Regions from separate parts of the Mus musculus genome. Here all the other regions are linked to region 3. Evidence: chromatin loops called from intact Hi-C (ENCODE). Cell type or tissue: heart. All regions are shown on one strand. Each heading gives the region's core, and the rest is flanking DNA. Links, peaks and the distances in the headings are about the cores only. Region 1 holds the start of Nacc1 (nucleus accumbens associated 1, BEN and BTB (POZ) domain containing). Region 2 has its middle 10 kb from the start of Nfix. Region 3 holds the start of Gm39212 (a long non-coding RNA gene). Region 4 holds the start of Lyl1 (lymphoblastomic leukemia 1).

The links. A loop is a pair of places that touch in the nucleus more often than their neighbours do. Peaks named below come from ENCODE experiments on the same cell type or tissue, not always from the same donor. Only the 100,000 strongest peaks of a DNase experiment are listed, where the experiment ranks them.
Region 1: it touches region 3 in a loop (2.5-fold over the local background); 3 of 42 quality-filtered maps call a loop at or near these places.
Region 2: it touches region 3 in a loop (6-fold over the local background); 11 of 42 quality-filtered maps call a loop at or near these places.
Region 4: it touches region 3 in a loop (2.8-fold over the local background); 3 of 42 quality-filtered maps call a loop at or near these places.

The regions. Positions count from the first base shown.
Region 1 is chr8:84,685,367-84,691,220 of GRCm38, reverse strand. Nacc1 (nucleus accumbens associated 1, BEN and BTB (POZ) domain containing) reads left to right here and starts at 3,359. Exons shown (of 6, transcript NM_025788.3): 1 at 3,359-3,546. Trmt1 (tRNA methyltransferase 1) reads right to left here and starts at 1,974. Exons shown (of 17, transcript NM_001164559.1): 1 at 1,872-1,974; 2 at 1,313-1,589; 3 at 649-704; 4 at 274-410. The coding sequence starts at 1,569. In heart, for the core only: a CTCF peak has its summit at 3,326; DNase peaks (open chromatin) are centred at 1,960, 3,320, 4,160, 4,920 and 1 weaker place; H3K4me3 peaks cover 4,829 bases; H3K27ac peaks cover 3,610 bases.
Region 2 is chr8:84,807,642-84,813,495 of GRCm38, reverse strand. No RefSeq gene overlaps it. Among named protein-coding and RNA genes, the nearest start is that of Nfix, 10 kb to the right of the region's middle. In heart, for the core only: a CTCF peak has its summit at 2,454 (motif pointing right); DNase peaks (open chromatin) are centred at 2,425 and 2,938; H3K4me3 peaks cover 799 bases; H3K27me3 peaks cover 2,218 bases.
Region 3 is chr8:84,636,583-84,642,436 of GRCm38, reverse strand. It overlaps Cacna1a (calcium channel, voltage-dependent, P/Q type, alpha 1A subunit), which reads right to left. Exons shown (of 47, transcript NM_007578.3): 45 at 5,739-5,854; 46 at 3,572-3,825; 47 at 2,188-3,199. The coding sequence ends at 2,729. Gm39212 (a long non-coding RNA gene) reads left to right here and starts at 3,825. Exons shown (of 3, transcript XR_003947427.1): 1 at 3,825-4,160; 2 at 4,626-5,854. It overlaps Gm39211 (a long non-coding RNA gene), which reads right to left and starts at 644. Exons shown (of 2, transcript XR_879014.3): 1 at 1-644. In heart, for the core only: CTCF peaks have their summits at 2,809 and 3,021 (motif pointing right); DNase peaks (open chromatin) are centred at 2,836, 3,726 and 4,336; H3K4me3 peaks cover 2,677 bases; H3K27ac peaks cover 2,469 bases.
Region 4 is chr8:84,696,879-84,702,732 of GRCm38, reverse strand. It overlaps Trmt1 (tRNA methyltransferase 1), which reads right to left. Exons shown (of 17, transcript NM_001164559.1): 8 at 5,758-5,854; 9 at 5,532-5,618; 10 at 5,395-5,464; 11 at 5,174-5,308; 12 at 5,002-5,087; 13 at 4,440-4,548; 14 at 4,264-4,340; 15 at 3,475-3,594; 16 at 3,263-3,392; 17 at 2,925-3,130. The coding sequence ends at 2,969. It overlaps Lyl1 (lymphoblastomic leukemia 1), which reads right to left and starts at 1,276. Exons shown (of 4, transcript NM_008535.2): 1 at 746-1,276; 2 at 1-93. The coding sequence starts at 69. In heart, for the core only: CTCF peaks have their summits at 887, 2,807 and 4,822 (motif pointing left); DNase peaks (open chromatin) are centred at 1,042, 2,642, 3,572, 4,862 and 2 weaker places; H3K4me3 peaks cover 1,687 bases; H3K27ac peaks cover 3,359 bases; H3K27me3 peaks cover 6 bases.

The DNA of each region.
Region 1 (5,854 bases), core at 552-5,551, 49 kb before region 3:
TATTTCTGTTTTAATGTTCATTTACAATTCAATCAGTTCTCTCCTCCCACCATTTTACAGCACCCACATGGCTCCTAACTAACTGGATTCTGAGGATCAAACTCTCAAGGGTCTTGTGGCATGTGCTTTCCCAGGGAGCTATCCCTCTGACTGATGTCCAGGTCTCCTTTTTTTCTGGGCTGTGGTGGATCTCCCACAACCACTTTCTAGAGCCCCTCAGCTCCTTCCTCTCACCCAAACTCCCAAGTGGCCACTTCTTTCTGAGGCCCGTACCTCACAGATCTCACCCACTGCAGCAGTCCGTGGCCAGTCCCCTGGGGCCAGATTTTCATTCTTTCCAGCTGTTTCCTCTTCTTGATCAGACAAGTCCACAGCTATTTTCTCTGAGTCCTTCTCTCCTGGAACCTTGACTGCAGTCACTCAGGCAAAAACCAGACTATCAATGATCCTTTTAAGAAATTTCACCGTAACTTTCAAATGGTCAAAATCCTGATGATTCATGCAAGAAGGTGTTTCCCTGAACCCCCAGGAGAAAGGCAGAAAGAGCAGAGAGCCTAGAGCTTTCAGGAACCTAAATGAGGTGTGGATGAAGTGGGAAGTGAACTTTGTGAGTGATACTCTTCCCCCCAGGCCTGAACCTCCACTCACTCTGGATTCCCTTGGCCCCAAGATGAATTCGAGCAAACTCTGTGATCACAGCACACCTGGAGGAGGGGATGGTAGGGAGGTGGTCACATTGTATGCCAGCTCCTTAGCTGTGGCCCAGGTCCTCAGTCCTCCCTTTGACAGTTGAAAAGGTTGTTGTCCCTCCCTAATCCATAAAGTCCCTTCCTTACTGCCCCAAATTCTAGTAGAGAAATCCCATCTCAAAGGCTAAAAATGCTAACTGCTCTATCTTTAGTTAAACCCAGAAAACCGTAAGGTGACTTTTGCAAAGTCCCCCCCCTCTTCAATTCAATGTATGTAAACTGACGTGAAATTTGACTTGCAGAAAAGTAACAGGTCTGTGTGAATACAACTACAGGAATTAACTCTCGGAAGTCAAAGTCCACGACCACATTGTAAAGGGAAAAGGGGAGCCACACACCTTGAACACAGGAGGACCCTAAAAGGAATGTATAGTCCTGGCACTTAATATAAAAATCCGGTATGTGCCTTCATCTTTCAAGATGTTGGCCTTCGACTAATGCTGACGCCTCTCTACCAACTTTTCTCTTCCTTTGAGTGCCGCGTCCCGGACTGATATTCTCGTACAACCTCTACCTAACTGACCAACTCCCCTTGGCCAAGCTAACCCGCGACCCTTGCTCACGTCAGGTCCCGGTTGAATTCCTGCACCGGGTTATAGAAAACCTCGTTAGCACTGGGAAAGACGATTTTGGCGGCGCCCTCAGTGACAGTCGCAACCGGGTCCGCGGGTGGGCGCTCTTCCCAGGACCGGGTGCCGTTCTCCATCGCTGGTGGAGAGGGAGGCTTCTGGGCCTTCCGTTCCATGAACTGAGCTCTACAGAGGCTGTGGGCCGGACGGAGAGGACGGCTTAGCCACAGGATCGTCCTCGCGAGGGACATCCGCGGGCGCCTCAACCCGCCTGCCGTTTTCGAGAGAAGGGAAAAGGCATAGGGAGGTCAGAGAGCTGCATTCTGGGGCGGGGGTGGCCTCTATATCTATAAAGTAGAAACTAAAATCCGGTGGCCTCCATAACATCCTGCGTTCTCGAGGGCACTGGACCCAACAGAGGCTAAGGCCCGCGGCTCAGATTTCCCAACACACACACCCGGACAAACTTCTCTCTTCGGCTCAGGTTTCCCACCACACCCACACACCCACCCACCCACCCACCCACCCGGACAAGCGTCTCCCTTCCGCTCACAGGATCCAACGAGTCACGGTGCATGCTTCTCGCATTAGGGCCTGGGAGCCGCCATGTTGGCAAAGAGGGCGGGCCAATCACATGACAATAACTGACCAATTAGAGACATTACCTACAGTGGGCGACCAGGGTCAAGACTCTTCTAGGGAAGGAAGTGCGCAGGCTACACTACACCAGTGATTCTTAATAATACAACTCTTCTACAAGGGAGTTTCACTAGTTTAATTCAGGGCAAAAAGCGGAGGCACTCTGCACCTTTAGATGTCTTCTGTGTGCACCTTGTAGGTTAACTCAGGCTCTAGAATAGTATTCACTGTCTTTGAATCTCAGTCCCACCACGTACTCTGGGCAAGTTAATTAAAATGTAAGGCTCCTATTTCCCTTACCTGTTAAATAGGAATCTTAGCTGTCAAGGGCAAAGATTAAATAACCGAATGCCTGGGAAGTGTGCAAAGGAGCCACTCAGACTGAGTGTTGGCCTAATGTATGCATCAGGAAAATATGGAGATCCGGGATGTGAGAGTTATCTTAGCTTGCCTTGCTATATGTTATCTGTTAATTGGGGGTAGAGGGCACTCTTAATCCAGGTTGTCCTGGAGTTATATAGCCCAGGGCAGATTAGAGTTTCCTGCCTCAGTCTCTCATATGGTGAGATTTCAGGCATTTCTACCAGGCCCAACGGTACTTATTTTGTTTCAAAATTTTATTTTTTTGTTATTTTTGTGTATGTGTGCAGTTGTGTGTAAGTCCTCAAAGAGCAAAAAGGTGATAGTTTCTAGAACTGTAGCCATCTGACATGACTGCTGGGAACTGAACTCTATTCAACAAGAGCAGTACACACTCTTAATTTTTTTGAGACAGGGTTTCTCTGTGTAGCCCTGGCTGTCCTGGAACTCACTCTGTAGACCAGGCTGGCCTCGAACTCAGAAATCCTGCCTCTGCCTTCCAAGTGCTGGGATTAAAGGTGTGTGCCACCATTGCCCGGCCAGTAGACACTCTTAATCCAGTCCGCACTCTTCTGTTCTTGACTCTGCTACCCATCCAAAAAGTAGTCAGGCCTCTCTAACATTAGTTATAAGACGTATAATTATCTGAGTTAGTGCAAAATGCTAACAGAACTTCACATCGCATAAGCATCCTGAGTTTTCACTTTATTAACCTCTTGAACCTAAGTTTAAATCTTCGTATTCACTTTCCTGTGATCTTGATAGTTTACTCAGCTCAGCTCCATGAAACCTCATTTCCACAAAGAGCCTAAACTGTTCCTGGAACAACAGTTGTTCTCATTTTACAAGAAACTGAAGCTCCAAGATACAGAGCAACCTGTCCCGCAGTCACTCAACTTAGCCCGTCTACAGAACCGAGACCCGGGAGGAAAGAGGAGCTGGTGAGAACCGAAGCGCTCGAAGCGCGGCTAAGCTTGCCTAAGGGGCGGGGCCGAGGCAGTTTTCCTCCCTGCCGGCAGCGCCGTGCGCTTCCTCGGCGCTCGGCTGGGGCGGCCTGGCCCACAATGAATGGCCGCCGCGGCTACCACTGCTGCTGAGGCGGAGGCCGCGGAGGCCGCAGAGGCGGAGGCCGAGGCCGAGGCGCAGGGAGGCGCGCCCCGGGCCCAGGCCCGGCCCCAGCTGCCGCTGCGGAGCCCGCCGGGAGGCCCCGGAGCGCGGCCACAGCGCAGGTGAGATGGCCCGCCCCAGGCCCAATTCCGGCCTCCTCCCGCCCGGGGCGGCCCGAGGACATCAGAGGTTCCGGCGGAGGGCCGAGAGGCGAGGCCTCCGGGCGCCCTGCTGCGAACCAGAAGCCGAGCCCGCGGCGCTGACAGCGGCGGGAGGGCAAGAGTGAGATGGCCGAATCTCAGCTGGCGGCCTACAGCGTCCAGCCCGCGGGCCCGGCCCGCAGGGCTTGAAGGCCGCTCGGGGGAGGCGCGGGTCGCGGGATCCTTGAAGTCTCAGGGCCGGAGGGGGTAATCGCGTGGAGCCGGCAGGCGAGGCTGGAGGGGGGAGGGGAGGCCTCGGGCTGGCGGGGGGTGGGAGGGCGGAGGGCTGCGCCGCCCGAGGGAAAAGGCCTGGAGGGGTGCGGGAGGGCCGGAGCTTGCAGGTAGAGGGCGCTGGGGAAGGGGGTGGGCGGGTCAGGTTACAGGCCTTGGGGGGAGGTGAGGAAAAGCCCGGGAAGTTAGACTTGGGGGGGGGTGGGCGGAGCTTGCTCGAGTGGGGGCGGATTGGAGAGAGCCCTAAGATATTTGCAGGGGGTCGCACGAGGTCAGAGACTAGAGATGTGCGGGTAAACTCCGACGGGAGGGCATCAGGTAAGGCTGGGCGTGTTGGGAGTTTGCAGGCGGCCCAGGGCCTATGGTTTAGGATGTGGGGAGCAGGTTAGGAAAACCTGGTGTGAGCTAAGGGATCTGCCCCCCCCACACACACACATCTCCGTATGTTTGCTTAGGGTCAGAACCGGGGGGGGGGGGTTCCTCTTTCCCACGCCTCTTCTCTGACACCTTGGCCAACTGCTAACAAGGACAGGCCAGCGGCTGGATGGGAGTTAGCGTGGGCTGCACCGGATACCTAGTTCAAACATCTTGTTTTCGGTGTGTATGGCCCCTACTCAACCCACCGCCCTACCCCACCCACTATGGAGGCAGCCCAGCAGACATTACCTGATTATTCTAGAGTCCTGAAATCGTTCTCAGCCTTCTGGCGCCGGAACCTGGGGGCTCCAGTCTAGAAGATGAGCCCTCACAGCGTTGCAATACGCCCTAGCTTTCCAGGCCCAACCTGCTGCCTGGGCCTGAATTCTGTCTCCTCCTGGGAGATAAAATATTCTGTCGCCTCCTGGGATGGTGACTGCCTGAAGCTCTGTTGTGTCTTTGAGACAAAACAGGTACCTACACATCCTGACTTGTGCCTGGGGGAGGGAGAAGGAGGGCTCCTGGTCCCAGGGCCTTCCCTCCCTCCTTGGTGCCCCTTCTAGGGCAGGTTGTATGCTAAGCGTGGAACCAGCTAGTTCATTGATTACTCGCCACCGCTGGGTCTTTGGCTTTCTCTTTTCAGAGAAAGAAGCTGGGGTTCGGGGCGGGGCTTGTCCCTGGTCATATGACTAGACTGTGGCCTATGCCTATTAAGTCAAGTTCGCCCTCCTTGGGTATCAGCAGAGAAATTCCTGCTGTTCCAATTCCCTGTTGGAGTCTTCTTGGACCTGGCCTTTCCTGGGCTCTCTAGACCGGCTCAGTCAATCCCCTTGCAGTAGTTCCAAGGAACTGTGTGTGGGCTTCTTCATCCTGCTCATACCTTCTCTCCCATCCCGCATCTGGGAGTCAGGGGCACGGGGCTCATGAAAGTGCTGGTTCTGCTGCAGGAAGTGGTTGTAGAAGAGGGTGGTAGTGGTTTGGGAGTGAGATTTTGCTTTGCCTGGACTTTGTGCGCCTTACTTTGGTTTCTTAGCACACTGCTCCAACTCTAGACTAATTGCAAGGTTAACAGTGTGTTCCTTGTTTTGGAAGGGTAAAGTTTTTGTTTTAGTGTTGTTTTTTTGGTTGATGTTACTCTAGCTCAGGCTGACCTTGAACTTATTATAGCCTAACTAGTCTTAAACTATAGCCCTCTTGCCCATCAGCCCAGTGCGGGGATTGTATAGGAATGAGGACCACACACTGTCTTGGTGACTTTGACTGGACATCCTCAGCACCAGAGTCAGCTACAAACTTCTGGGTTGCTGGTATCAGGCAGTACTGGGTTTATTGATGATTTTCTTGAGTCTCCATTTTCCCTCTTATCCTTGGAGTTTCCAGAACTCCACCATCTTCTGGGCCATGCCCTCCAGCCTGGTCTCTTGATGGGGGAGGGGAGCTGAGGACTGGTCCAGCAGCCTGTGTTACAGAACTTGGTGCTTTCAGATTGTTTTCTCTGCTGCTGCAGCTCTCCAGGAAAACCCCCCTCTTGCCTCTCAGTTGTCTCTGTTAGTTGGGCTGATATCACCTCAGCATCTTTAGA
Region 2 (5,854 bases), core at 540-5,539, 170 kb before region 3:
TTCAGAATCTCAGTGAGAAATCTAAGCAGCTGCTGTACTGAACATTCTGACCCTGACCCCCAGAACCTATACTGTAATTATGAGTTCGAGGACATGGATTACAAAAGCTGAGTTCTGGGTCTGGGTTCTTACTTCTGGGCTCTTATCTCTGTGCTCATCCAGGACCCGTCTCTCTGCCTGGGGTTTCTATAATTAAGCCTTCAACCACAACCCCTAAGGATAGGTGTAGAGGCGCCATTTGACCACCAGGGGCCGCCCTTGATCTAGATTTCACCTAGACTGATCTAGCTGTGGGGCTAAAAGTACTGGTATCACCCAACTTTTTGAGGGGGACTGAGAGTAACTTTCTTATGCTTCTCACCTGAGGACTGATGTCTCTCAGCTCTCACAATTCAACTCTGAATAGTGGGCCCGCTGCCTCCATAGGCCTACAAAAGGGACTCTCAGACACACAGTGTAAGATGTTAAACATTTGAAAAGGCTATGGAGGGCCCCTTGTGACAGCAGTCCCTGTAACCTCTAAAGGTTTGGTTGTTGTTTTGTTGGTTTTTGAGACAGTATCTAGGTAGCCCTGGCTATCTTGGAACTCACAGACACCTACCTGCCTTCAGAGTCCTGGGCTTAAAGATGTACACCACTGTGCCTTAGCTACAAGGTATGATTTTAACTATCATTGGATGATTCTGATGAGGTCCACGAGGTCCAGTGTGTTCTCCAGGACTGTGTCTGTGAGACATTACTCTGACAGGGCGTAGGAGTCCCTGTGCTATGTCATGCTGTGTCTATGATTGCATCGCTATGCCCATAAGGACCATAAGGGCTATAACGTGTGTCCCTGGAGGAAGGCATGCAGGAGTGTCAGGAGCAGTATATGGAAAGGCTGTGCCTCTGCATGAATGATATCTTCTTAGCAGGACAAGGGGGACATTCTGAGAGTATCAAGTTGAGTCAGTGAATAGGCGACAGGGCAGTGGTGACTAGAGACTTGGAGCAGGAATCAGCATTGAATCTCTCAGCCTTTCTCGGGACATTCCCTGTGTCTGGATACATCTGGCTCTACATCTGTCAACCCATGAGTAGACCCACCAGTCTCTCTCTGAACCTGGCTTCATCTAACTTGTGGTCCCACCCCTACCTCATCCTATTGCCAGGCACATCAAGGAGCACAGTGACCCCTCGCCCCCGAGTCTTGGTGCTTTCCTGTTCAAACCTATTCTCTTTCATATCCCTCACTGTTTCTGCCTACTTGGTTTTCTCCTTCTACCCTTCCTCCCGGAAGTCCCTCTCATCTCCCCATTCCTTCCTCTCAGATTCTAAACATTGCTTTTTCCATGTCTGCCTCTCCCACTTGCCCCCTTCTCTGTGTAGGCCAGAGGTTGTCTTTCTCAACTGTTTTCTGTTTCCTCCCTTTTCAGACTAGGTGTAGCTTCATAGCCTTCTCTAACCTGAAACTCACTATGTTGACCCTGTTGGCCTGGAATTTACAAAGCTCTTCCTGCCTGTGTTGGAACTAAAGGTGTTCACCACCACATCCAGCTTTCTACTTTCCTTCCTTTCTTTCTTTCCTTCCTTCCTTCCTTTCTTTCTTTCTTTCTTTCTTTCTTTCTTTCTTTCTTTCTTTCTTTCTTTCTTTCTTTCTTTCTTTCTTTCTTTCTTTCTTCCTTCCTTCCTTCCTTCCTTCCTTCCTTCCTTTCCTCCTCCTCCTCCTTCTTCTTCTTCTGCTCCTCCTCCTCCTCTTAGTCCTCCCCCTAGTCCTCCTCCTCTCTCTTTCTCTTCTTCTTTTTTGGAGGTAGGGTCTATTGCTGAACCTAGACTGGAAGGCTAGCTGGCCGGCATCCCCCCGGAATTCACCTGCCTCCACGTACCCAGTATTAAAGGCACAGGCCAAACTTAGGTCCTCATGTTTGCACTTGGCCAACTGAGCCGCCACCTCAGCTACTCCTCCCCCGACCCTTCCCTTCCTCGCTTTTTTAAGAGACAGGGTCCTGATATGGAACTGACACTAGCCTCAAACTCACGAGCCTCTGCTGCCCTTGCAGGATTTATTTACACGTGTCACCGAGTTGGTCTGTCCCCTTTCCCTTTCTTATAAAACTACTCCACCTTCTCTTGTCCGTGTGTCCCATCCCTAAATCTTGTTCATCTCTGTCTACCTTCCCTATCTTTAACTCTGCATTTCTCCCTTTATCACTGTCTCTCCGTTTTCCTTTCACTCCATCTCTGCTGTCTTTCCTTCTCTCCATCTAGGCCAGCCCGGGTGGGTCCGGGTGGGTCCGGGACAGCTCAGCCAGGGCGCCACGGTGAACAATGCAGCATTCAGGAGGCCGGCCGGCACCATGGCAACGCGCCCGCCCCGCCCTCCCCGCGCGCGGGCCGCGCGTGCCAAGAGGGTGCCATGGTTACATCAGGCGCGTGCCCACCCCGCGCGCCGCCGCGGCCCCGCACGATCTTACAGGACTGGGCCAGAAGGGGGCGCCCGATCTTTGTCTCTGCCTGGAGTCAGAAGGGGCTGCCATCTTCAGAAAGTCCCTTCAGCCCTCAGTGCCTTGGTTTTCCCATCTATAAAGTTCGGGGGGAGGGGGCGGTGGCAGAGATGTGGGAGAGGAAGAGGGAGTTGGGGAGAATGAGGGAGGGAGAGAAGGATAGAGTGTAGGGCTTCGGAGGATAGTTCTATATTGGGCTTCTGTATTTGATAGTTGGTGAGACTGTATATATATGGGCACATTTTTGTCCCAGTGTTTGGGCACTTGTATGTTTTACAAGAAGTTGTTGGGGTCGGTCCATGGTCAAAGAAGAATCCATTGCTGAAGGGGTCTGCAACCCTATAGGTGGAACAACAATATGAACTAACCAGTACCCCCAGAGCTTATATCTCTAGCTGCATATGTAGCAGGGAAAAGAGGCCCCTTGGTATTGCAAACTTTATATGCCCCAGTACAGGGGGATTGCCAGGGCCAAGAAGCAGGAGTGGGTGGGTAGTGGAGCAGGGCGGAGGGAGGGTATAGGGAACTTTCGGGATAGCATTTGAAATGTATATAAAGAAAATATCAAATAAATAAATAAATAAATAAATAAATAAATAAATAAATAAATGAGAATCCATTCCCACAAGTTGTCCTCTGATCTCCACAAGCTTGTCACCATCAGCAGATGACTAGACATGGCTATGGAGAAATAAATAAATGTAATAAAATATAAAAAAGTTGAATGGGGATGGAGCTTAGTGTGCTTAAGGCCTTGGGTTCGATCTCAGCGCCACATACAAAAAGGTGTTGACTTTCAGTCACTATGTTTATGAATTTGGAAATGTGTGTGTGTGTTGTATTTGTACTTCTGCCTGTGATGGTGAGTGTTGGAGACATAATGGTGTGTCTGTGGTCATGTGACTGGGTACCCATGTGGTATGCCTACGTATGTGGTAGGTCTCTGTAGTTGGGGTGCTGTTGCAAGTTCACATTGCCAAGATTGCTACGCTTGGTGTGTTAAATCCGAGTTGACTTGGAGTTTGTGTGTCTGGGGTCCATGCTCTCAAACTCATTCATATATACTTAGATGGAAATGGGTGTGGTTTCCAAGGACTACAACGTTCTGGTAGCCCCCGCCCCCCTCACCTGAGGGCCTCCTGGCACAGAAGGGGGTGCCCAGCTGCCTGGGACCTTGGACTCCCTACAGGTTCAGGAGAGCCCCAGTTGATGAATATTCATGAGGTGTGGGGGGGGGACTGGCACCTACTGACAACAGCTGCGCTTCCATTAGTCCCTGCCTACTCTGCTTGCTTTCAGTAGGAAAAGGAATTTCAGCCTCAGTCTGTCCCTTTCTCCAAGACTCGGGTCTGGGGAATCCTGAGGACAATCACAGGGCTGTGTCAGCATGTCAACAAATGTCCCAACAGCTTGTTGGGATGGCTAAGGGGCTGTCTAAATGTTGTGACGGGCTCTGAGGAGGGTGATTGTTGTATGACAGGGTGTCTGTGTGGCTCCAGTGTGCCATTACCCAGTTTCATTGTAGTTGTGTCCAGACTGCGGTACGGTGGGACAATGTGAACGAAAGGAGTATCTGTCACTTGCAAGAGGACCGAGCAGTGTGGCCTGTACCTTACTGGCCACCAGCTCCTCAGCAAGGCTGTACTGTGTCATCCAGGCCACCTTGATGTGAGGACAGCTGTGAGCTCTGCCCTGGGAATGCAGGGATTGGACCTGCTTCTGGGGTTAGCGACTCTGTGTAGCCACATGGCTAGGACAGCTGCAGGGACATGTAGACTGAGCGTGTCAGAGTGACATGGATACAGTGTAGGGTCCGATTGTCAGGGCAACCAAGAGGATGTGTGAGGTTGTGGGGCTGCTGACACTGGAGTTAGTGGGTCTGGTGGCATTTCTGTATGTGATAGTGTGGCTGACATTATGACAGGCAGTGTAGTTGTGCTGGTGACACTGTGGTAGTGATTGTAGCTATGTGGAGTTGAAAGTGTGACAGGGATTGCACTTGGAGACAGAAACCAAAAGGCCATGACTGTGTAGCTCCTGCCTCTAGGCTTCACAAAGAACTGAGGCATTTTATGGGCATACAAACTAGGGGTTCACACTGATATTCCTGAGATGGGGACATCAACTAGGCATAGGACCTTTACTTCTTTGTCTCCTCCCTCCTGACTGGTTTGGGGGAGAAGCTTCTAGAAGCAGCAGAGATGAAGTCGGATTCTGGCTATAGTTAGTTGGGCCCAGAGGCCTCAGATCCAGCATGTGTGGCTCAGACATAGTGGCCTTACACTCAGAGCCAATTGACTGCTGCTGCTGGCTGCCCTGAGGTGGCACAGAGGCTCCATTCAGGATCAGGGACCAGGTTACCAGGGTGGGCGGGTCTCCAACCAGCTGCAAATGAAACATTTCCCTAACCCTACATGAGCACTGGCTCCAGGAGGCCCTGGCCAGGCACACCATAGACAAGCATGGGTGTGTCTCTTGCATTTTGGGCAGCTGTGGTGGTGGGGTGTGGATTCCCATCTGTGATCCAGGCATGTTTGTGTCTATGTATGTGAACAGGAGTGATGCTCTGCAGGTTTTCTTTGTATGTGTGGGTGTGTGCTCATGTGGGTGCATTGTGTGTGCCCCTACTTATAGAGGCCAGAGCTCAACTTTGTTCCTTAGATGCTGTCCACTTGGTTTTGGTTTTTTTTTTTTTTTTGCATTTATTTATTGTGTGTGAGTGTGTGTATGTGGCTGGGTGCATGCGCCATAGCATGTATACGGAGTCAGAAGACAATTTGGAGGAAGTGGACTCTCTCTCTCCATGATGTAGTTCCAAGGATACACCTTACTAAACACCTTTACCAGCTGGACAGTGGTGGCACACGCCTTTAGTCCCAGCACTTGGGAGGAAGAGGCAGGAGGATTTCTGAGTTTGAGGCCAGCCTGGTCTACAGAGTGAGTTCCAGGACAGCCAGGGCTACACAGAGAGACCCTGTCTCGGAAACAAAACAAAACAAAACAACAAAAAAACCCAAATAAATGTAAAAAAAAAAAAAGAACCAAAATAAGTAAATAAACAACTTTACCCACTCAGCCATCTCACTGGCTCTTTCTTGTAAACAATTATATCTACAAATAAGTAGGTCTACTTATATAGAAGTATAATTGTGTGCAGAGGGTCCATGCTTGGCATAGCACACATGTGAAGGTAGTAGCAAGCACCTTTATCCAATGAGCCATCTTTCTGACCCTTTTCTTTTTTTAAGGATTTATTTATTTTATGCGTATGAGTATTTTGCTCACATATGTGTGCATGGTGTCTTCAGAGGTCAGAAGAGGGCACCAGATTCTCTGGAACTGGAATTATAGATAGCTGCCATGTGAGCGAA
Region 3 (5,854 bases), core at 549-5,548:
CCGCTGGCTTCTTTCTTTGCTTCTGAGGGAGGGCAGCTTTCAGCACAGCCCTGCAGCTATGGACCACATTTAATGCACTCTGATTGTTGTCTTTTCAAGACAAGGGCTTCTCTGAGTAGCCCTGGCTGTCCTGGAACTCACTCTCTAGACTAGGCTGGCCTCAAACTCTTGAATTTCTAAATTTAAAGGATCTCCCTACTCCAGCCTTTGAGTAGCTAAGATCATGAACATGTTGCATCAGCCCAGGTTCTTGACCTACATTTACTTACTATTTTTTTAAAAAAAAATTTATTTTGTATGCAGTGTTCTGCCTGCAGGCCAGAAGAGGGCATTAGATCCCATTACAGATGTGTGTGAACCAACATGTGGCTGCTGGGAATTGAACTCAGGACCTCTGGAAGAGCAGCCAGTGCTCTTAACCTCTGAGCCATCTCTCCAGCTCCTTACTTACTTATTTTTTAAAAAATGTATTGTGTATGTGTGTGTGCTTGTATTTCTGTGTATCACAAGCATACAGTGCCTTCACAGGCCAGAAGAGGGGACTGGACTTGGAGAAGGCTGTGAACTACTGTGTGGGTGCTGGGAATGGAACCCGTATCCTCTGCAAGAGCAGCCAGAGCTCTATCTGTTGAGCCATATCAACAGCCCTCCCACACTAGCTGCCTGCTTTCATTAAAAAAAAAAAAAAAAAAAAAAAAAAAAAAAAAAAAAGCTTTATCAGAACACAGAGGTCCCATACTTTGTACATCATAAAAAAGAAAAAACACACTGTGTCTCATTCTATTATTTCCATTTTACTGAATAGAAATAGGGGCACAGGTTAAATCACAAACTAAAGGTTACAAAGCCAGTGACATTTGGAAAATATGATGTCACGGCTGGGTGGTAATGACAACCCCTCAGTCTAATGACAGTTTGACCCCCAGCACTGGGGAGGCAGAGGCAGAGGCAGTCTCTGAATTGGAAGTCAGCCTGGTCTACATTGTGAGTTCCAGTACAGCCAAGGCTACATAGGCTCTTTTTCACAAACCACAAGAGGTGGCTAACAATAAAAGAAGACAGGTAGTTATCAACCTGTGTGGCCTTCACACAATTCTTTTTTTATTATTATTTTTTTTATTTATTGATTATATGTAAGTACACTGTAGCTGTCTTCAGACACTCCAGAAGAGGGCGTCAGATCTTGTTACTGATGGTTGTGAGCCACCATGTGGTTGCTGGGATTTGAACTCCGGACCTTTGGAAGAACAGTCGGGTGCTCTTACCCACTGAGCCATCTCACCAGCCCCTTTCACACAATTCATATGCATGCACCCCTATAGATACGCACATGCACATATACCATACACACTCCAGGCATATACAACCAGAGGTTGTCCTATCAGGCCAGAGAACTGATCTTTAACTTGAAAGGGGCACCTGGCCTTTCCTCTCACCTAATCTTACTTTGGTTTTATAGATACAGACCATATTCACAGAGTATTTTCCAAACAGGCAAAGTGGGAGGTAAAGACCTGGGAGACTGAGGGGCTGGGCTCTTAGAACCTGCACTGGGTGTGGCTAACTTGTTGGTTGCAGCAGGTATGTAGACAATTATGCTGGACGAGGTAGGGTGAGGGGGCCATCCCTGTGTAAGAGTCCTGGTGAAGACGGAGGACAGCACTGGGGACTGGGAGTGGGGGCGGGGGGGGGGGAGAGGCTGGAGAGGTGGCTCAGAAATTAAGAACATAGTCTGCCCTTTCAAAGGACCTGGACTCAGTTTCCAGTAGCCAGGTTAGAGGGCTCAGGGATCTGACACCCTCTTCTGGCTTCAGAAGGCACTTTCACATATGCCAAAAGCCACATAGACATAAACAATAAATCTCTAAAAAACAATCATGACAGCACTCATGCTTTGACGAGACCCCGTCACCCTTTCACACTGTTCAGATGTTTGACCCCCCCCCCCACCCTCCGAATTTCTCCAGGGCTGAGGTGAATTGAACTGAAGAGCCCTGCCCTGTGAAAGTATCCTTTCAAGGAGCCACAGGTGCCCTGCACTGTGAACACAGGGCCGTGGGCTCTGTTTCAGAGCGATGCCCCAGCGCTGTTCCTCTGGGAGCTAACAAACTGCCTTCCCTCTGTTTCCCAAGAGTAACTTGCAAGGCATCTTGGTCAAGGGACAAAGACCACTCTAGTTCAGAAGTCCGTGGATTCAAGTTTTTTCGTTTTTATTATTTTTTTGTTCTTTTTAATGTCATGCAATATTTCACAGTCCCAAGCCCACGTTTTTCAAACAAGATAGGAAAAAAAGGAAAAAAAATTTTTAAAAAGATAAAGGAAAAAAAGAAGCAAGGGAATCAGTGATGGTGGTAATTTTTTCTTTTTTCTTTTGTTATTTCAAGCAGGACCAAATATCAGAAAAAAAACTTTTCTCAATTTTTTTTTGTCCTTTTAAAAACTGTTAGTGTTGTTTTCTTGTAGTTGATCTCTGCAGGCAGTAATAAGTTTGGCGTGGCCCGCAAGCACTCCCGTGGGTCTGAGAAGTGTGTGGGGCGTGCAGCCGTCCTTCCGGCTTGCAGCCACCTCGGTTTCATTCACCGGGAAAACGAAAGATTCAATCGAGATGATAAAACTCATCAATAGAAGCTATTTTTGTTTTTCTCCCGGGTTTTCTTTTTTAAAAACGTTATTGTTTATCATTTGCAGTGCGCCCGCACTTTACGGGCGCTGCGGGGGGCGGGGCGGCTTAGCACCAGTCGTCCTCGCTCTCGCTGTACGCGTCGTGCGCGCCCCTGCGGGCTGTGCGCGGCCGCGGCGCGCCGTGCCCCGCGTAGTAACCATTGGGCAGCCTGCGGCCGTGGCGCGGTGACGCGCAGCCCGCGGCGCGCGGAGTCCTGGGCGACCGCGGCGCGGGATCGTGCGCGCCCCCTGGCGGCTCGCGCGGGCTGTCGGGCTCGGTGTAGTCGGCACCGCGCGGCCGCGGGCCCTCAGGCGCATGCGCAGGCCAGCGCGGCGCACGGCGGCAACCCCGCGGCGAGCCGCCAGGGGGCGCTGCGGGACCCGCCATCCTGCGCGCCGCAGGCCTGCGCGGAGCGGGCGAGTAGGACACAAGCGGCCGCGGGGTGCAGGGGGTCTGGGGGAGCTGGCGGCGGCCGCGCCGCGGCGTGCTGGTGCCGGACGTAGAGGGGGCTGGGCTTCCACTGACGGAACTACTGCCCTACACGAAAATCGAAACAAAGGAAATCAAAAGCAAAGATACCACGGACCAACCAGGAGCACACGGGGACACACAGACGGAAGGGCGGGCGGGCGGGCGGCGGGACGGAGAGGCGGGGAGGGGGGACGGGCAAACCAACACAACAGTGAGGAGAGAAACGAGAAACGAGCTTCGTAAGTTTCCGAAGTCACTCACAGGCGTCCGCAGGACACGAGTCGCAGGGAAGCCGGGCCAAGGGGAAAAGCAAGAGTGGCGGGCTACCCGCGCCCCGCCCCGGGCGCCTCCCAGGCCCGCCCCCACCCATCCCACCCACTGCGGCCCCACTCTCCCCCCCCCACCCCCTTCTGGTCAGTCTGGGCCTGCCACACGCACCTGTCTGTGTGTCGTGTGCTCCCGACCTTCGCTGGGCGAGCGGGACCAGCGCTGCTCCCGGGCCCGCGCCCGGCCGGTGTCCGGCCGCTCCTGTGCGTAGCGATCCCGGTCGGGGGCCGGGGGATGATGATGATGGTGGTGGTGGTGGTGGTGTGGCCGATGCTTCCGGTCCTTGGGTCGGCCCCGGTCCTGGTCCCGATCTTTGGAGGGCAGGTCACCCGATTGGGTGGTCATGCTCAGATCTGTCCCCAAACCTGAGTGGGGAGTGGAGACGATGGTGAGGGAGGAAGAAGGGGCCACAGAGAGAAGGGGGAAGTTTGGAGAGGTAGGGCCTGGAGTGTCCCCAGGCAGCAGCCCCTGGTTTCCTTCCTAGTCACACCTCCACCTCTTTATTTTTACATTTCTTTTCAGCTAGAGCACCCCCCACCCCATCCCTCGTGGCATCATCTGAAAGTGTGACCTTCCACCTCATGGGTTCCAGGAATCAAACTCAAGTCGTCGGGCTTGGCAGCAAATGCCTTTACAGGCTAAGCTATCTTGCTTGGTCCATCCCTTTTCTTAGTGTTGAATACGACCAACTTAAGACTTTGTACGTTAGTTAACCTTGGGAACTGCTCGCCTTACTTTTGCTTTAATTGCAGAAAGGGGGTTGCAGTCATGGCTCAGGGGTTAAGAGGGTGTGCTACACTTGCAGAGGACCTAAATTCAATTTCCTGCACACATGTCTGGCAGCTCAACTGCTCTAGGCCCAGGAGATCCAACACCCTCTTCTGGCTCTGGGGCCACCTGCATTCATCATGCACTCGAACTAGCACACGAATTAAAAAAAATTAAAACACAGCTGGCCATGGTGCCACACACCTTAAATCCCAGCACTAGGGAAGCAAAGGCAGGCAGATCCTCTGAGTTTGAGGCCAGCCTGGTCTACAGAGTGAGTTCCAGGACAGCCAGGGCTACACAGAAAAACCCTGTCTGGGGGTGGGGGGTGGGGGTGGGGGACAACCAACAAAAATCCCTAACCAAATCAACAGCCGAGGCTTGCCTTTAATTCTAGCATTCCAGAGCTAAAGGCAGGAGAACCTCTGTGAGTTCCAGGCCAAGGAGCACTTAGTGAGATCTTGTCTCAAACTAAGTAAGTCTTTTGTTTACTTATTTTTGGTGTGTATGATGTGGGTACATGAGTGTGGGTGCAAATGTCACAAGGTGCATATGGGGTTTGGGACTATCGGGTGTTGACACGTATCTTTTACCTTGTTTGAGACAGGGTCTCTTGTTACCTGCTTTATCTGCCATGCTACCTGGTCCCAGGGCTACTGGGGACTCTCCTGTCCCCATCTCCCATCTCGCCTGGGCTGGGATCACAGATGTGCATTACTCCACCGTCTGTGGCTCTTACAAACTCAGGTCCTCTGCTTAGGTGGTGCTTGCCCTACCTTTTGAGCCTTTCCAGGCTCTACCTTATTTTGTTCAAAGACAGCTCCTCACACTAGCCTGGAAGTCACTGAGGGGCTTAGGCTAGTTAGCCTGTGAGCTAGGTCAGGGACCCACCTGTTTCTGCTTTCTCAGATATGCACTGCCATAGCTGGCTTTGTCCATGGAGCTGGTGATCCTAAGTCAGGCCCCAGAGACATCACCCACTTGCACCCAACCTGCTTGCTTCCCTCCCTTCTTCCCTTCCTCTCTTCCTGGTTTTTCTTTTAATTTTTATGTATTTATGAGTGGTCTGTATGTATCTGTGTGTATGTATGGTGCATTCCAGAGAGGGCATTGAATCCCATTACTGATGGTTGTGAGCTCCCATGTGGTTGCTGAGACTTGAACTCAGGACCTGTGGGAGAATATCCAGTGCTCTTAACTTGATGAGCCATCTCTCCAGCCCCCCCTTTTTTTCAAGACAGGGTTTCTCTGTGTAGCTCCAGCTTTCCTGGAACTTGCTCCATAGACTGGGCTGCCCTTGAACTCAGAGATCCCCCTAACTCTGCCTCCTGAGTGCGTGCGTCACCATGCCCAGCTCCTTTCTTTTTGAATCTGGGTCTTACTATGTATCCTGGTTGGCCTCCAACTCCAGGTCCTAACCCTCTCTCTCCCAGCTTCTCCCTTTTTTGGCATCCCCCTCCCCCTCCTTCTATTTCTTTATGGATCTGTTCTGGGTCCTGTGGTAGCCTACCTGTGTCCACATCAGTGTATCGGCCCAGAGAGCGCTCAGAGGTGCGGTGGCCACGGTCCCGGCGACGTTGGTGGTACCGTTGGTTCTCCTCAGGCGGTACCCGCTCTAGTGAGTAG
Region 4 (5,854 bases), core at 301-5,300, 61 kb before region 3:
GGCACATACCATCTCAGTTTTCTCAGTCATGGCGGAACCCACCTCTGCTCTGGCCTGGGGCGGGCACATGGACCCCACGGATAGAATGCTAACCTGTGGGAGAGAGTGAAGTTAAGGGGAAGGAAGGCCAAAGACCATCTTTCTCCCACCTGTTTAACCTGAGCTTTTCAATGTAAGAGCACCCTTAGGCGAGAAAGGGATTGGGGGTTCAATAATCAAAGGTAGAAAAGTGGTCCTAGAAACTGCTAGGACCTAAAAGGAGGGCCTCCTCCACAAGAGGGGAGCCTCCTCCACAAGAGGGGGTGTCTATCAGATACTAGGCAGCGTTGACCCTATGAATTGTTTGTAATGGGCATCTTCAGTCTCTGAACTAGTTCCCATCTTTCAGAATCTCTCCTACCTGCAGCTGGGAATAAGATAGGAATCTCCGGACTAACTCTAAGACCTCCTAAGTCTCCAAGAGTCACCCTCTGCCACCTCTCCATGGCTATTCCAGGGGCCTCTACCCTTGCTGAAAGTTCCTCTTACTGGCCCCCAACCCCATCAGCACCCTACTTACCACGTTTGCTGGGCTCTAAGGTCTGGGGTATCCTGCCAGTGTGTGACTTCCCACATTGCTGCCCTGTTTTCCCCAACTGAGGACATTTCAGTGCCTCCTCACTTCCAGTGAATGAATAAATAAATGAAGTAACAAACACCGAATACAGGCACAGACACTCCTTAATGTTTAAAGCGTCTTTCTTACCCTGTAGCAGTTTCCACAGCTTGGAGAACCCGGCTGTGTGGTCAGGTTTGTCAGTCCAGGTCAGGAGACAGTTTCCACTGTCCAGTTCGGCCGGTGTGCTCCAGGTAATCCCTCCCGTTGGGCCTCAGAGCTGGGCTGCGCCACCTCCCGGGCTCCGGAGGGCCTGAGTAGCTTCGGAGGCGTCGTGGTGGGTACCTCCAAGAGAAAGTGAGCTGCTCCTGGACCGACCCGCCCTTTCCCCCGCCCCCGACAGCCTGGCTTCCTCCCTCTTACCCGCTGGCGCAGAGGCCAGAGGATGCTGGGCCTGTGCAGATAAGGGTCTGGCTGCCTGGCCGCGGCTGATAAGAAGCAATGCTGACCCCGGAGGAAACCAGCGGGCAGGGATCACGGAGCGCGCACCTCCTGATCCACCCCGGCTAGTCACCCTTCGGGGTTTGCTGCTCCCACAGCACTGGAAGACCCCCCAACCCTCAGGAGCCCAGCGCCAAACGTGTGCAAAGGGGAAAGGTGGCAAGGCTGCCTCTGATGTCCTCTGAGGTTGGTCTAGCTTTGAACCCCACCCCCTATGCTGATGGGGGTGGAAGGGGCCCCTTTCCGGTCCTCTGAGGCCCCATGACCCATGAGCCTCAGCCTAGTTCCTCTTTTTTTACAGATCCCCCTGTGGACTGCACCCCCCCCCCCCACACACACACCCAGGAATAGGGCTCCGGAAGGAGACAATTCTGGTAATGTGGCCTTGCCGTGTCCTGACACCGAGGTGCAGGTGTCCCGAACCTGTGGCACTGCTAACGTATTTCCAAGCCCAGGCGGGTGAGATGAGTGTCAAAGCCATATCTGAGTTTCCCAGAAGTTGCTCCCAAGTTCCCCAAGATGCTACTCAGCCATACCACAACTAGGTGGTATCCCTCACTGCCAGGTATTCTGGAGTGATCTTCTGAATTCTGGAAACCTAGAGACTGGAGAGATGGCTTCGTGGCTAACAGCACATGTTGGTTTTGTAAAGGGCTCACACTTTGTTATGGCTCACAACCATAACTAACCCCAGTTCTTTTTTTTTTTTTTTTAAGATTTATTATATGTAAGTACACTGTCTTCAGACACTCCAGAAGAGGGCATCAGATTTTGTTACAGATGGTTGTGGGCCACCATGTGGTTGCTGGGATTTGAACTCTGGACCTTCGGAAGAGCAACCGGCATTCTTAACCACTGAGCCATCTCGCCAGCCCCCCCCTAGCCCCAGTTCTAAGAAATGTGACATCTTAACTCTGAGGGCACCAGACTTGCACATGGTGCACATACATGCATGCAGGAAAAAGTCAAAGAAAAAAAATCCGTATAAAAGTTACAAAAATCCTGGGACCCCAGCTGTAAGCTCCAAAAGGGCCAGGCATGTTGATCCCAACAGTTGAATCTCTTGAGTTCAAGGCTAGCCTGGTCTAAATATTGAGTTTCAGTAGTCGGGTCTATGTAGAGACTCTGCCTCCTCCCAAAAAGGGGAGGGGGACTTCCAAGATGAGCTGAATCCCAGGCACTCCAGGAGGCTTGTCCCCTGTATCTGGTTAATTGTGGGCACACCCAGAGAGGGGCTCAGTGGCCATGCAGACTCATCAAAGTGCTTAAGCCAAAGACCCAGTTACCCACCCTAGTGACTCCTCTAGCACAGCTTGCTACAGTGGGCTTCACTTTCTGACTGATGGTGATGGGTGCATGTGCTGGGAGAGATTCTGCCCCAGGACTCTCCCCTAACATTAATAATCCTCTACTCTAGGGGGAGGGGAGAGAACGTCTCTTCATTGGGTGTCTCAGCAGCCGCCTGTGTTCTGAGAGCATACTCCTATTGAGGAGCAAGCAGGACAGGAAGCACCTGGTCTGGAGCGGATGCACAGAATGCCTGGTTCCGGTTTGGCTTCCGCCACTACACCAACTGCAGACAGCTGAGCCCAAGAAACCAGGCAATAGGATTGAGACTGCAGTGGGATTTGCGAGCACTGGGGAAGTGGAGGAAATGCCTGGATAGCTGGAAGAGGGGAGGCAGCCTGTTTGCAGATGCCGCCCTGTGGCCACCTGATGAACTGCTCTCCTGAGCAGCCAGAGCAGTTTCCATGTCAAAGAGACAAAGTTGCAGTAAGGCAGGAACAACCACTCCTCAGACGGGCAGAGTCCCCCATGCAGATGGCTTCCCAATTCAAAATGACAACCAGCAGGTTACATCTCTTTATTGTCTCAGTCTACACCTGGCCCAGGAATACCCCCAGCAGCAGCCTTTGGTCCAGGGGAGATCTTGGTGGTAGTCTCTGGACATTCTTCGATGGGGATATCACCAGAGGCCACAGGAGCTGCAGGACTGTGTGAATAACAGCACTGGTCCCCTAGTTGACAGGTACCCTGGTGGGAAAACAGGGTGTGAAGCCCCAGGCTGTGAGCACAGAGCTGGGTTTCTTTCCTCAGTCTCTGGCCCCAGCTGTGCCAGAGGCCCAACCTTGGTCCAGTTGCATGGAAGGTGGAAGGAGAGATCACCTCTTTGAATCGTTTGCAAGGAAATGTCTTAAGGCGAGCTGCACGCTGGGCCGGGTCCTCAGCTGGCTCCTTCCTCTTATTCTGTAGCAGCCTCCGCCTCCCTGCTAGATCTTCACTTGCTGCCTTGCCCCTGTGCAGAGAGGGGTGCTGGTACCCCACTTTGTCTTTGCCCAGCCCTGGAAAACCCTCACTTCTACAACATTACCACTCACCCTGGCCGGGCACGGGGCCGGGGACCCCAGTTGGCTTCTGGATTGGCCTGGAAGCGCTTAAGTCCTCGCTGGCGGGAGCTGGGGTTGGCGTCTTCCCGGATGTTGAAGTTGGCCTTCAGCCTGGACAAATGGGTGGAGGCTGGAGGCAGTGGCCATGCAGGGTGAACTCAGCCCCAGAACCTGCCCACCCTGAGGCAACACCACAGGTCTGCCAGGCTCAGAGTTCTTTCATTTATTCAGTAACCACTTGAATTTCCTAGTGAGTTTCTGGATCTGCTCCAGTGGAGCTGAGTTGGCAGCATGAGAGACAGACAAGCAAGAAGACAAATCAGAAATGACTAGGGCTAGGGGTGTGGCTCAGGTAGAGAGCTTGCCCAGTAATGCTTAAGGCTTTAGGGTCTATCCCCAGCACTATAAAGGAATAAAAATAATAAAATAGTGTTGTGTTAGGACATAAAAGACAAGTTGGGATACAACGCTTAACAGAGTGGTCCAGTCCAGAAGGCATCTCTGAGGTGAGAGAGATGGACCTGGGCAAAGGTGGGACAGACTGTGCTGAGCTACAGACCAAAGAGCCAGCCATGGAGGGTTCTGTGCTCTGTAATCTGACTCAGATACTCACACGTATGTGTGACTCAAGAACAGATGATGCAAAAGAGTAGGAAAGGGCACAGGGTGAAGACAGGGTGCAAAAGAGGTTCTGGATTCCCCTCCAACAGTGCCCGTGCTCTGTGCACATGTGCCTGCTGCACCTGAGGGGTAGCCTGTTCCCTGCATAGCTGTCCATACCTGGGCTCCACAGCAAGAATTCGGAATGCTGGACTGCTTTCAGACAGCCGCTCCCGTTTCACTGGACATTCCTTTTCCTGGGGACAGAGATCAAGGACATGGTAAGCCCAAGGAGCACCCAGGCCACCACCCCTTCCTTGCCCTCCTGCCTTGAACCAGGGGTCACCTGCTCTCACCCAGCAACGCATGATGTCCCAGAGGGCCTCAGGGGGAGCATCTGTCTTCACTGCATTCTTACAAGCATGGGAGAGAGAGACTCGGAAACCAGCATGAAGGAGAGCTGACCTGGGTACACAGAGACCACAAAGAGGAGGCTAGACCCCAAAGCACAGGCTCACCCAGGTGGGCACAAGCCAGGTCCTGTGGAATGGCATAGCCATTTTGTTCACAGCAACCCAGGTCACACTGTGACGTCAAAGCTACCTGCCAGGGGCTGGAGAGAAAACTCGGTGGTTAAGACCACTCGCTGCTCTTGCAGAGAACTCTGGGTTTTGAAACCCAGCATCCCCACCGCAGCTTACAATCTTCTGTTAACTCCAGTTCTAGGGAAGCTGACACCTTCTGGCCTCTTCAGGCACTGCATGCAGATGGTGTACTTACTTACACATGGGTAGGCCAAACACATGTACATAAAAAATTAAACAACAAAGCACCTGCTGGAGGGATCATGACCTCTCAGCTCTGCCCTAAGCATACACCAGATTCTGATGGTCCAAACTGCCCCACAAGGGCCCTCACCGAAGCTGCAGAAGGCGGGGTGTGTTGCAGTGGATAGTGCTGCTCAGTTGGTCCAGTGTGTAGTAGAGAGGGACATCAGGAAGTTCCTGAGAGGTAAGGATGGAGTAGCATGGAGTGCTGGCACAAAGTTGGGCAAGGAGGGTCCCCTTTCCTGTGTAGGTCCAGCTCATACCTCAGTAACAACACTGAGGACGCCTTGGATCCTCATGGAAGTGTGGAAGCGGCCAGGATTCGTGGTCACTGCGTCAAGAACTCGGCCCACAAAGTCCAGGTCATGGATGGGCTCTGCCCACATGGGGCCCCCAAGCTGTGGACACCAGGGATACAGATGAGCAAGGGGCATGAATGTATGAGTCCCGGGATTCTGGCCCACTGCCTCTGACCTGGGCCCACCTGGTGTCTCTGTCCACAGTGCTCACACTCGGGAGTTACTGGAGGACCACAGGCTGCAGAGAACTTGATCCTGCAAGGACAGGCAGTTAGAGGGATGGGGACCTAGGACATCCCTCATTCCAACCCACATTATTTACCTGCCACCAGGGTCTCCTGATGCTTTGCCAAGGCGTTGCAGGTAGAAGGCTCCACAACCCACACACTGGAACACCAGGGCCTGTTTGCTGTGGGAGCCCAGGAGAGATCATGAGTCCCTGATATGGTCACTACAACTCAACTCTTCCTTCAGACTGACACCAAGGTCCCAGGACAAATCTCTTATCCACTCCCTCAGTCCATCAGGTTCCCTTCCTGTAGGCTTACCTGGCTGAGGACTTAACCTTGGCCTGGCCTGTGAAAACACGTACAAAGACCCGGATATAGAAGTCAGCACTGATGCTGAGCAGCGGCACGATATAGC